3 separate regions of the Homo sapiens genome follow, and regions 1 and 2 are each linked to region 3. The links are chromatin contacts, found by Hi-C or POLR2A ChIA-PET in ENCODE. All regions are on one chromosome and are shown on one strand. The core of a region is the stretch at or near the end of the contact, and the rest is flanking DNA. Distances in the headings are between cores, read along the strand shown. Region 1 holds the start of NMNAT1 (nicotinamide nucleotide adenylyltransferase 1). Region 2 has its middle 19 kb from the start of MIR34AHG. Region 3 holds the start of TMEM201 (transmembrane protein 201).

Evidence for each region. Hi-C counts contacts between places; a loop is a spot of excess contacts on that map. ChIA-PET counts read pairs that join two places held with the same protein, here RNA polymerase II (POLR2A). Pooled maps may share reads with other maps.
Region 1: a loop to region 3 is called in a map of B cell, with 20 times the contacts of the local background. The contact joins the promoter of NMNAT1 here to the promoter of TMEM201 in region 3. A Hi-C loop is called at or near these places in 1 of 168 maps with a recorded cell type or tissue (B cell), 6 of 37 single-sample maps with no recorded cell type and 9 of 50 pooled maps. POLR2A ChIA-PET finds 5 or more read pairs at or near these places in 5 of 52 experiments (RWPE1, activated CD8-positive, alpha-beta T cell, activated CD8-positive, alpha-beta memory T cell and 2 more).
Region 2: a pooled map shows a loop between it and region 3 (2.4-fold over the local background). The contact joins the enhancer-like site here to the promoter of TMEM201 in region 3. A Hi-C loop is called at or near these places in 2 of 50 pooled maps. POLR2A ChIA-PET finds 5 or more read pairs at or near these places in 2 of 52 experiments (OCI-LY7 and activated T-cell).

Annotation. Positions count from the first base shown.
Region 1 is chr1:9,941,565-9,944,889 of GRCh38, reverse strand. It overlaps NMNAT1 (nicotinamide nucleotide adenylyltransferase 1), which reads right to left and starts at 1,415. Exons shown (of 5, transcript NM_022787.4): 1 at 1,375-1,415. It overlaps LZIC (leucine zipper and CTNNBIP1 domain containing), which reads left to right and starts at 1,499. Exons shown (of 8, transcript NM_032368.5): 1 at 1,499-1,641; 2 at 2,108-2,266. RefSeq lists enhancers at 1,330-1,899, 1,167-2,366, 1,900-2,470.
Region 2 is chr1:9,200,146-9,203,311 of GRCh38, reverse strand. No RefSeq gene overlaps it. Among named protein-coding and RNA genes, the nearest start is that of MIR34AHG, 19 kb to the right of the region's middle. Within about 2 kb of position 1,496, at least 6 of the 41 ENCODE cell types and tissues checked have a DNase peak (open chromatin) inside an H3K27ac peak, as active enhancers do.
Region 3 is chr1:9,587,542-9,590,533 of GRCh38, reverse strand. It overlaps TMEM201 (transmembrane protein 201), which reads right to left and starts at 1,623. Exons shown (of 11, transcript NM_001130924.3): 1 at 1,491-1,623. The coding sequence starts at 1,603. RefSeq lists silencers at 1,178-1,247, 1,408-1,607, 1,618-2,027.

The DNA.
Region 1 (3,325 bases), core at 166-2,665, 350 kb before region 3:
ATTTCAACTAGTGTGTCAACAGTCTTCTCTAAGGTGGGCTAGAAAAATGGTTTCATATTCAAATTGTAACTCTGAAAAACAACTGATGGTAATAAAGAGATTCCATAATCAGACAGAACTAAGTGAAACAATTAGTTTTGGTAGAGTTCTGTGGTAATCATAGTTAGAAGTTTATCCTGGGTAGCTGAAATATAACTAACTTCAGACTCCAGGCCTGTCGGTGGCTTGTGCCAATCACCACAACACTTTGAGGGGCCAAGGCCAGAGGATCGCTTGAGCCCAGGAGTTCAAGGCTGCAGTGAGCTATGATCACACCACTGCACTCCAGCCTGGGCAACACAGCTCTTGTTTTTTAACAAGACATTGTTACTTAAAAAAAAACTGCCCTGATGAAACAATTCTACCATGAACACTGATGTTGTTCTGTGGACTACTTCAGGAAGATGGACTAAGAACATCATTAAATAGTTCCAACCAGTTTCTGGGTAATTTTATTTTTAATTTTTTGTTATGAGGGTCTTGCTATGTTGCCCAGCCTGGGCTCAAATGATCCTCCCACCGCGGGCTCTCAAAGTGCTGGGTTTACAGGTGTCACACCGCGACAGCCAAGGGTAACTTTTTTTTATTTTTATTTTTGAGATGGAGTCTCGAACTGTCGCCCCGGCTGGAGTGCAATGGCGCGATCTCGGCTCACTGTAACCTCCGCCTCCAGGATTCAAGCGATTCTCCTGCCTCAGCCTCCCGAGTAGCTGAGATTACAGGCGCCCACCACCACGCCCAGCTAATTTTTTGTATTTTTAGTAGAGACGGGGTTTCACTATGTTGGCCAGGCTGGTCTCGAACTCCTGACCTCGTGATCCGCCTGCCTCGGCCTCCCAAAGTGCTGGGATTACAGGCGTGAGCCACCGCGCCCGTCCAAGGGTAACTTTTTAAGAGCTGCCCTACAGCTCATTACCTCCTTCTCAAGGAGCATGAGTGTCAAACCACCTCCAGCAAAGTAGATGTAGTCTTTTACAGATTTGGAAAGAAGGATTTAGGAGGAAAGGGAAGTCGTTCGGAATGAAGGATTTCCTCCTCTGACGCCCAGCCGTCCCCCGTTAAGCCTAAAGGTGCCAGACCTCAAGACTCTTCTAGAAAGAGATTTTTCCTTTCCAAGGTGAATCCATCTGTTCCGAAGGTCAGAAGCTATTTTACCGAAGTTTTCCGTTCCACTGAAAAAATTAAGGGTCAATCAAAGCTCCTTGCCCCAAACCTGAATATGAGCTTGCCTCGGGTCATATTCGACTCTAAAGACTCCACCACACCATCCTGGACTCCCCTATATCTAGGACAAAAAGCGACCAGTTTCTCAGGGGCTCCTTGCGGGGAGCTTACCGCGCCCTCACTGTCCGCCGGCCCGAGTGCTACCGGAGATCACCAGCGGCCCGGACGCCAGCGAGTGGAACATCTCGGTCGCACTCTCATTGGTTCCAGGGGGCCGGAAGTGCGTGCGTCCAGCGGAAGTGCTCCCCCGGCGCGGTCCGCCAGGCCAGTGCCCTCAGGTAGGCGGGGCCCCTGGCCCTAAACTCTGGGACTGGCGGGCGGTCAGGCGGCACAGGGGGAATCCCGGGGGCCTAAGGAGGTTGTCCCAGTTTTTGTCAGGTAGGCCCGGAAGGAGTTTCGGGGACCATGGGTTTACGGCTACCTCTGGTGGCAATTGGGGCCTGTTGGAGCCCGGCCGCCGCGGGACCTACGTGCCGGACTTCAAGTTCCCGCGTGGGGTGGGATTTGCTGCGGTGGCCGGAGCTGATTCTTCACCCAGTCCTGTTGGTTCTGGGCCAAACCCTCCTCACTTTCAAGGAAGAGGCGTGCTCTCCGCCCTTACCTTTTCCAAGCCTCTGGGTTTGACGCCATCCCTCAAGGCGTGTCCGGATGCGGGATTTTCCTCAAAGACCCTCTCGGCCTCGCTAGGAAGAAACTCAGAAAGGCTGCGGTAGGCGCAGTCGAGGGGGAAAGTGCCCCCGCCCTTGATGTCTCAGGCTGCTCAAGTGGAAGTTATCTGGACTGCCTTAGGGCAAGTTTATATATAGCAAATAAAATTACTTGTTAATGGTTTCCTTTTTTCCAGCATCTCCACCCCGAGGTGGTTTGAACTTTGAGCCTTTTGTAGTCCTGATGAATAATTTCATTTTCCTCAAGTTTATGACACTCGGAACGTCAAGAACTGGAGGTTTGTGCAATTTGAGACCGGTCGGCACTGTGCAGAGATCAGAGTACTAAGAGACAGGTGAGCATGAATGAGGACCCTCCGCTCCAGATATAGTGTCTGAGAGCGGTTTCTGTAGTTTCGTAAAAGTGAAAAGTGCACCACATTTAGTGACTACTAGGTGGTGCCAACGAGTTAATCTTTCGGGGATAAATCTCAACTAATGTAGTACCAGGTTAAGGCTTTTAAAATGCACCCATTTTTACTGAAATGTATTCAGAATAGCTTTAGCTCCTTAAAATATGTTGAGCCTTTATATACGTGACCAAATTATCGACGTTCTATTCTGTATTAGGTACTGAGAAAGCTGAGAGAGGAATCAGACTCATATTCTGTTCTCCAGAGTTTAGTCAGAGGAGATAACGTATTATAATAAAATCATATATAATTAAAGGCAGAAATAAGTGCTAAATAGAGAATAAGATTTGAGCTGGGCGCGGTGACTCACGCCTGTAATCCCATCACTTTGGGAGACTGAGGCAAGTGGATCACCAGAGGTCAGGAGTTCAAGACTCGCCTGGACAACATGGTGAAACCCCATCTCTACTAAAAATACAAAAATTAGCCAGATGTGGTGACGCATGCCTGTAGTCCCAGCTACTGGAGAGGCTGAGGCAGGAGAATTGCTTGAACCCAGGAGGCTGAGGTTGCAGTGAGCCGAGATCGCGCCACTGCACTCCATCCTGGACGACAGAGCGAGACTCCGTCTCAAAAAAAATTTTAAAAAAAAAGATTTGAATGCTAAAGAAGAAGCAATCAATTCTCATTATTCATCTACCAGTTGTTTATTCGGCACTTTTTGTCTGTCCAAGATTGTGCTGGATGCTGGTGTATAAAGAAAAGGTAAAGGCCGGGTGCGGTGGCTCACGCCTGTAATCCCAGCACTTTGGGAGGCCGAGGCAGGCAGATCACGAGGGCAAGAGATCGAGACCATCCTGGCCAATATGGTGAAACCCGTCTCTCCTAAAAATACAAAAATTAGCTGGGCGTGGTAGTGCGTGCCTGTAATCCCAGCTACTTGGGAGGCCGAGGCAGGAGAATCTCTTCAACCTGGGAAGCGGAGGTTGCAGTGAGCCGAGA
Region 2 (3,166 bases), core at 247-2,746, 390 kb after region 3:
CACAGAAGCAGGAACGGGAATTTTAAGAATCACAGACGTGTCAGGACAAAATTGACACTTAGTGGCAATCTTGAACATTTCATGTGCCTGACAATTTTTTAAATGGGGTTTTCTTGAAGGAAAACAAAAATAGAGATTTCCCAAACGGTTGAGAATTTGCCAGTGGATGGAGAGGAATTTTCCTCTTCTCTTCACCCCGGGTCTACCTCTGCCCTTCTTGATAAAGCAACGGTGTCAACTTGTCTGGTGCAAAGCAGACTGTCGGCTCATCACCTCTGCTCCTTCCTGGGCATCAGGCTGCAATTCTCAAACTTTTGAACAAGTCCCGCCTTCTCCAGAATTAAGGATTAAAGACTCTGCAGAGTCTCAATCTTCTGTTTTTGTTTTTGTTTTGTTTTGTTTTTTCAAGAAAAGCATCTTCAGGTGAACAAATCTGGGAGGTGGGGCAAAGCTTTGGACCTAGTTGTGTGAGAGCGTGGGGGAGGGAGGAGGCTCCGCGGAGAGGTGTCTCTATAGGAGTGAGCATCTTGCAGTGTCAGGGGTTTAAATTCAACCGGCGGGGGGCGGGTGCATGGTGGGGGAGACCATCCCTGCCTCCTGCAGCATTGACTCCCGGCACCATTTGGGTGCAGGGACCCAGCTGACACTTCTTATTTCGGGTCCTGCCTCTCCCGAAGCAGTCTGAACTTGCCAGCATCCAGGCAGGACGGCAGCAGCTGAGCAGAGGAGAGAGGTAACTTTCAGGGAGGGGTGTGTTGGTTTCTGGATGCTAGATCAGCTCATTGACACGCTCCTTGGATAGCCAGCAGAAAGATCCCCTTTCCTTTGGGTTTTAAAAAGCTTTCTCCCCTAAGAAGCCGGAGTCCTCTGCCTGCACTTTGCAGAAACTCTGGGCGCTAAGAACTCCATCCAGGTCCTTCCCCGTTGGCTTACCGGCACAGCACTGTGGGGAGAGCTGAGTCAGTTGCTCACAGGAGTAAATTTTTAGGAATAATTTTTTAAATTGCTGTTTGAATTCTTTTTTTTTTTAAAGATTGGGTTTCTTTCTCATGTTGGTTTTATGTTTGCACCTTGTATTTTAATTAAGCTACAAAGAGTATAAGTTTGTGGAGAAGATTTTGGTGGAGGTTTTACGATTAAAAAAAAAAACTACTCCATTGCAGTCCCGCTGCAGTCCCAGAAACCTGGTTTAACTGCAGAGGCTCTCACGGTACAGCCTGCTTCTCCTCTTTACCCTTGCCAGAGTCTGAGCGTCTGGTTCCCACCTGTCTGACTTCTCCAAGCCCCCCATCCCCATCTCCTTGCCCACCTACCCTCTGCGAAGGACCCCGGTAAGTTGGCTGATGTCGGTGACAGTGGGGTTTGAAGGAGAATTTGGACACTGCAGCTTTAAGAATGCCGTACTGCGAAATCTTTCTCCTTCAAGTGACTGCAGACCGCAGCAGCGGCAGAGGCAGCAGCGGCAGAGGCAGCAGCAGAAGGAGTCAGCTGGAGGAGGAGGAGGAGGAGGAGGAGGAGGAGGAGGAGGAAGGAGAGGAGGAGGGAAGGAGGGAAGGAGGGAGGGAAGGGGATGCAGCCCATTCTCAGGTCAGCTTGTTGGGTACCTCGGACCAGGGAGTGCTCAGCCCTGGGCAAATCCAAAGCACAATCAGGACGCTGACTTTGGGCTAGTTTCCCTCTCCCACATGCTGGGGGCGGAGACCCCGTGGACTTACTGATGAGTTGAGGCTTATTCCTTGCCTCAGTCGCGTGCCATCCTGCCGCGTGTGTTTGCGTCTGGTTAGCTGGCTCTCTCAGCCATGTGGAATTGGGCCGGAGAATGCGGGTCTGGTCTCTGTTGTGATCTTTCTCCAGCTTGGCTTGAAACCTGGGAACACTGACGCAGCCTTCATGGTCTTGTTCACTGGGGATGGAGGTTTTCTTCTTCCGGATTTACTGAGATGAGCTCTGGAGGGAAACTCGAATAGAATGATTAGTGGCCGCCGGGGCAGAGGCTGTAGCATTTAAGAAGGGGATGGACTGCTTCTGTGTTGGTAGCAGGTGTTGAATGATGGGAGCATTGGGTGCCAGGCAGAAGAGGAGGGGTCTCCATAAGGGGCTCGTCTAGATGGGACTGCACAAAAGCAGCAGGAAGCACACTTGGGACAGTGGCTCTTTCTGGGGAAGTACATAAGCAGCCTGAGACATGTGAGCTATGGTCTCTGGGACCCAGACTCCTATGCACCCAGCCAAAGGGCCTCCCCAAAGTCATTTGCTGCCTCAGTAGGTGCCGGCTGGAGGAGCTCCCAGGCTGGCACTGCTGAAGTGGCATTCCCTGACACGCAGAGCTCAGATCAGGTCTGCATGGGGGGCGACATTATACAGTGCCAACAGTGGCATCTGCCCAGGTGGTCCTGGGCACTGGAGGGCTGAGCTCCTTGTGATCCCTCCCAAAGCAAAAGGGTATCTTTTTACAAAGAAATTTTAGATCTCACCATAAATCACTCAAAGGATGTGCAGCAAACCTCTCAGATATAAGTTATCCAGGCAAGCCCCTGAAACAGCAGCTGGGCTTTTGGGAACGGCTGAGGCTGGTGGAGCCACATGACCCCTGTGGGTCCCTGCATTGTGTTCTGGTTCTCGCTATAGACAGGAGCCTGAATTGAAAGCTCGTGCTTAGAGAACCTGCCTGTACCGTGGCAGGAAGCTGCTGGCGTTGAAGCTCCCTGGGGCATGCAATGTGCTCATACCAAACACCTCAGTCATTTGGGGAAATTTGGGCTCATAGACAAATGTTTAATGAAGTCTTAGACCAAATCATCGCCTGGACTAGAAAAGCACTCTGCAGGCTGAACACAATTCCCTCCCCCAGAATTAGGAGCGACTTTCTACTGGCTGCTTTCGAAGTGCCCGTTCCCTCCTTGCAGCCCTGTCTCTTGCTCCATTTTAAAATACATTCCCTGTATATTGAAAACCATCTCTCCTTCTGTCCATCAATCTGCAGCAACTTAAATTTTCCAGACTAACGTGCTTGGCCACGAACGATTTTGAGCCCAGCACACCGAAACGAGTCATTGGGGTCCCACGCACTAGGGTCTTTTGAAGTCAGCATGGCAGGATGCTAAGGATGGAGACTCACCTGTGCAGCAGGCTGAACCGTAACCCATCCCAGCCTCTGACTCCCAAC
Region 3 (2,992 bases), core at 374-2,873:
CATCCCTGAGGACAGCTGCAGTGTGTGGCACAGTGAGCCACCCAGTCCAAGTCCAGCCTCAATAAACACAACGGAGGTGCTGTGTGGCTGGCAGACTATCCCCTCCCCCAGGCTCTCATCCTTGAGGCAACACCCCCCATCCTGGGTTAGCTGAGAGGCGGCTTCGTCCAGGAAGAACACCGGGTGCTGGACCAGCTCAGCTGGCAACATGCTCTGGGAATGTGAGCAAATCACCTGAGGTCTCTGGACCTCGGTCCCCTGGGTATAAAACCACCGGCTTGGACAAGCTGGTCCTGCAGATGCTCAACTTCCAGGAATCCAGCAGAAACCGACATGGAGAGACTTGGGTTGTCAGGGACCTCTGGGCTGGGGTCACTCAATCCCCAGCTACCCTCCTCAGTCACATCTGGCCCATCCTCCAGACACAGCTGATGTCCCTCCCATGCCTTCCTCCTCTGGGAAGCCTCTGTGACTCAACCACCTGTACTTCTTTTTCCCCGTTTCCCCCCTGGAGGAGAGAAGCAGCACCGGTATGTGTTAAGGAAGAACAAACAGACCAGCCAGACGATCAGGGTTCAAACCCCAGCTCTGCCACTTGCTGCTGAGTGGGCAAGTCCCTTCTCCCCTTTTTCCTAAGGGTGTGAGCTCATTGCATCCCTTGCCGAAGCTGCAAACCCATCCACTCTTTCTAGGATGTTCTCACAACCCCACTTTCCCCCCTGCCCTCTGGAAAGGTGGATCAAGTGGAGAAACAGTAAGCTACCTGCGAGGCTCTGCTGAAGCAACAGGCCACTAAGCTTTTATGCCTGGCGATGGAGGCCGATGAAAGAGGCCGGATCTGAACCCGGGGGCCCGCATGGCCCGTGAGCCGGGCAGGGAGGAGGGTGGCCCCGGCCCGTCTTGAACTGTTTGGAGGCATCTCAGGCCTTGCCCACCTCTGGGAGGCAGCCCAGCCTCGGGGTCTGCCCTGCAGATTCCATCGGCTCAAACCATGATTCCTCTCATTAACAGCAAGTTACTGAGCCTCCCTGTCCCTCAGCTGCTCTAGCGTAAGCAGGGGCTGTGGCTCTGAAACGCGCGGATGCGAGGCGTGTAGAAAAACGCCCGGGACGTCACATGCCGAGCAGCAACCGCCAGCCGCGATCGCCAGCATCGCCGTGCACCGGGGCCCAGCACGGGGCTGAGGGCAGGGGCGGCCCGTGCGCACCGGCTCCAGCCCCCCGCGGCTCCCGGAGGAAGTTTGTGGCCCCCGCGCGGCGCTCTCGCCCGCGCCCCACGTTCCCGGAGTCCCCGCCGCTCCACTCGACTCCGCAGCCGCTTCCCGACTGCAGTCTCAACCCGGTCTCGGGGGGCGGCGGCGCGCGCCGGGGGTCTCCGCGCGCCCGCGGGCAGCCCGGGTCCCGGCCGAGGGGGGCAGCGGGCCGGGGCGGCGCGGGGGCGGGCCTGGCGGGCGGCGCAGAGGGCCGCGTGGGGCCGAACCATGCACTCACCTCCGCGCGATCCGGTAGAGCAACACGCCGGCCGCGGCGCACGCCGTGACCCCCAGGCCGCCGGCCAGGCCGGCCGTGGGGCAGCGGGCCAGCAGCGCGCTCACTCCCTCCATGGCTCTCCGCGTGGAAGGACGGCAGGCCGGCAGGGGGGTAGGCGGGTAGGCGGGTAGGCGGGTAGGCGGGCAGGCGGGCAGGCGGGCAGGCGGGCAGGAGGCGGTGACGCCGGGGGCGCGGGCCGCAGGCGGGACGCGGGGCGGCGACGCGCGCCTCCTCGCGCCGTGACCTTCGCCGCTTTGTAGCGGGCGCGGGCCCGCCCCCTGACTCGGCGCGCTCCCGTCGCGCAGCCAATCGGGACGAGGGGTGAGCCCGGGTGGGCGGGGCGGCGGCGGAAGCGACAGAGCCGGCCGGGGAGCGCCCCCGCGCGGCCGGAGGTGGAAGGCGGCGCGGGGAGGGCGGGGCACGGAGCCCTGTAGGAAAGCCCCGCCTTCTGCCTCCCGCGCCAGCCGCCAGGCCCGGAGGTCTGGCTGCAGACAGTCCACCGAGCTTCTGCTAAGGGGAGCATCTCCAGAGTACGCAACTGCTTGTAATTAGTCTTTTTCCCCCTCGCTAATCCTGTCTAGTCAAACCCAGCCTATGCGCCCAGTGCTGTTTAGCAGCTCCTTGAGCCGCTCTAATGGTTGAAAAACTAGCTTTTTAGAAACACGATCATCCACGGATAGGGACATGGTTGAATAAATCATAGGACAGCCATAGTTCGGAACATAATGCAACCATTAGAAAGAATGCCAGATCCAGGCAGGGCGCGGTGGCTCACGCCTGTAATCCCAGCACTTTGAGAGGCCGAGGCGGGCGGATCACGAGGTCAGGAGATCGAGACCATCCTGGCTAACACGGTGAAACCCCCTCTCTACTAAAAATACAAAAAATTAGCCGGGCGTGGTGGCGGGCGCCTGTAGTCCCAGCTACTCGGGAGGCTGAGGCAGGAGAATGGCGTGAACCCGGGAGGCGAAGCTTGCAGTGAGCCGAGATCGCGCCACTGCACTCCAGCCTGGGCGACAAAAGCGAGACTCCTTCTCAAAAAAGAAAGGAAAGGCAAGGAAAGAGAGAGAGAGAGAAAGAAGGAAGGAAGGAAGAAAGGAAAGAAGGAAGGAAAGAAGGAAAGAAAGAAAGGAAGAAAAGAAAAGAAAGCCAGATCTGGAGTTATTGGCATAGATGGATGATACATTGTTTTTAAAAAGCAACATGCAGGCAGGGCGCGGTGGCTCACACCTGTAATTCCAGCACTTTGGGAGGCCGAGGCGGGCGGATCACCTGAGGTCAGAAGTTCAAGACCAGCCTGGGCAACATGGTGAAACCCCATCTCTACTGAAAATACAAAAATTAGCCGGGCGTGGTGGTGCACACCTGTAATCCCAGCTACTCGGGAAGCTGAGGCACAAGAATCGCTTGAACCTGGGAGGCGGAGGTTGCAACGAGTCAAGATTGTGCCGCTGCATTCCAGC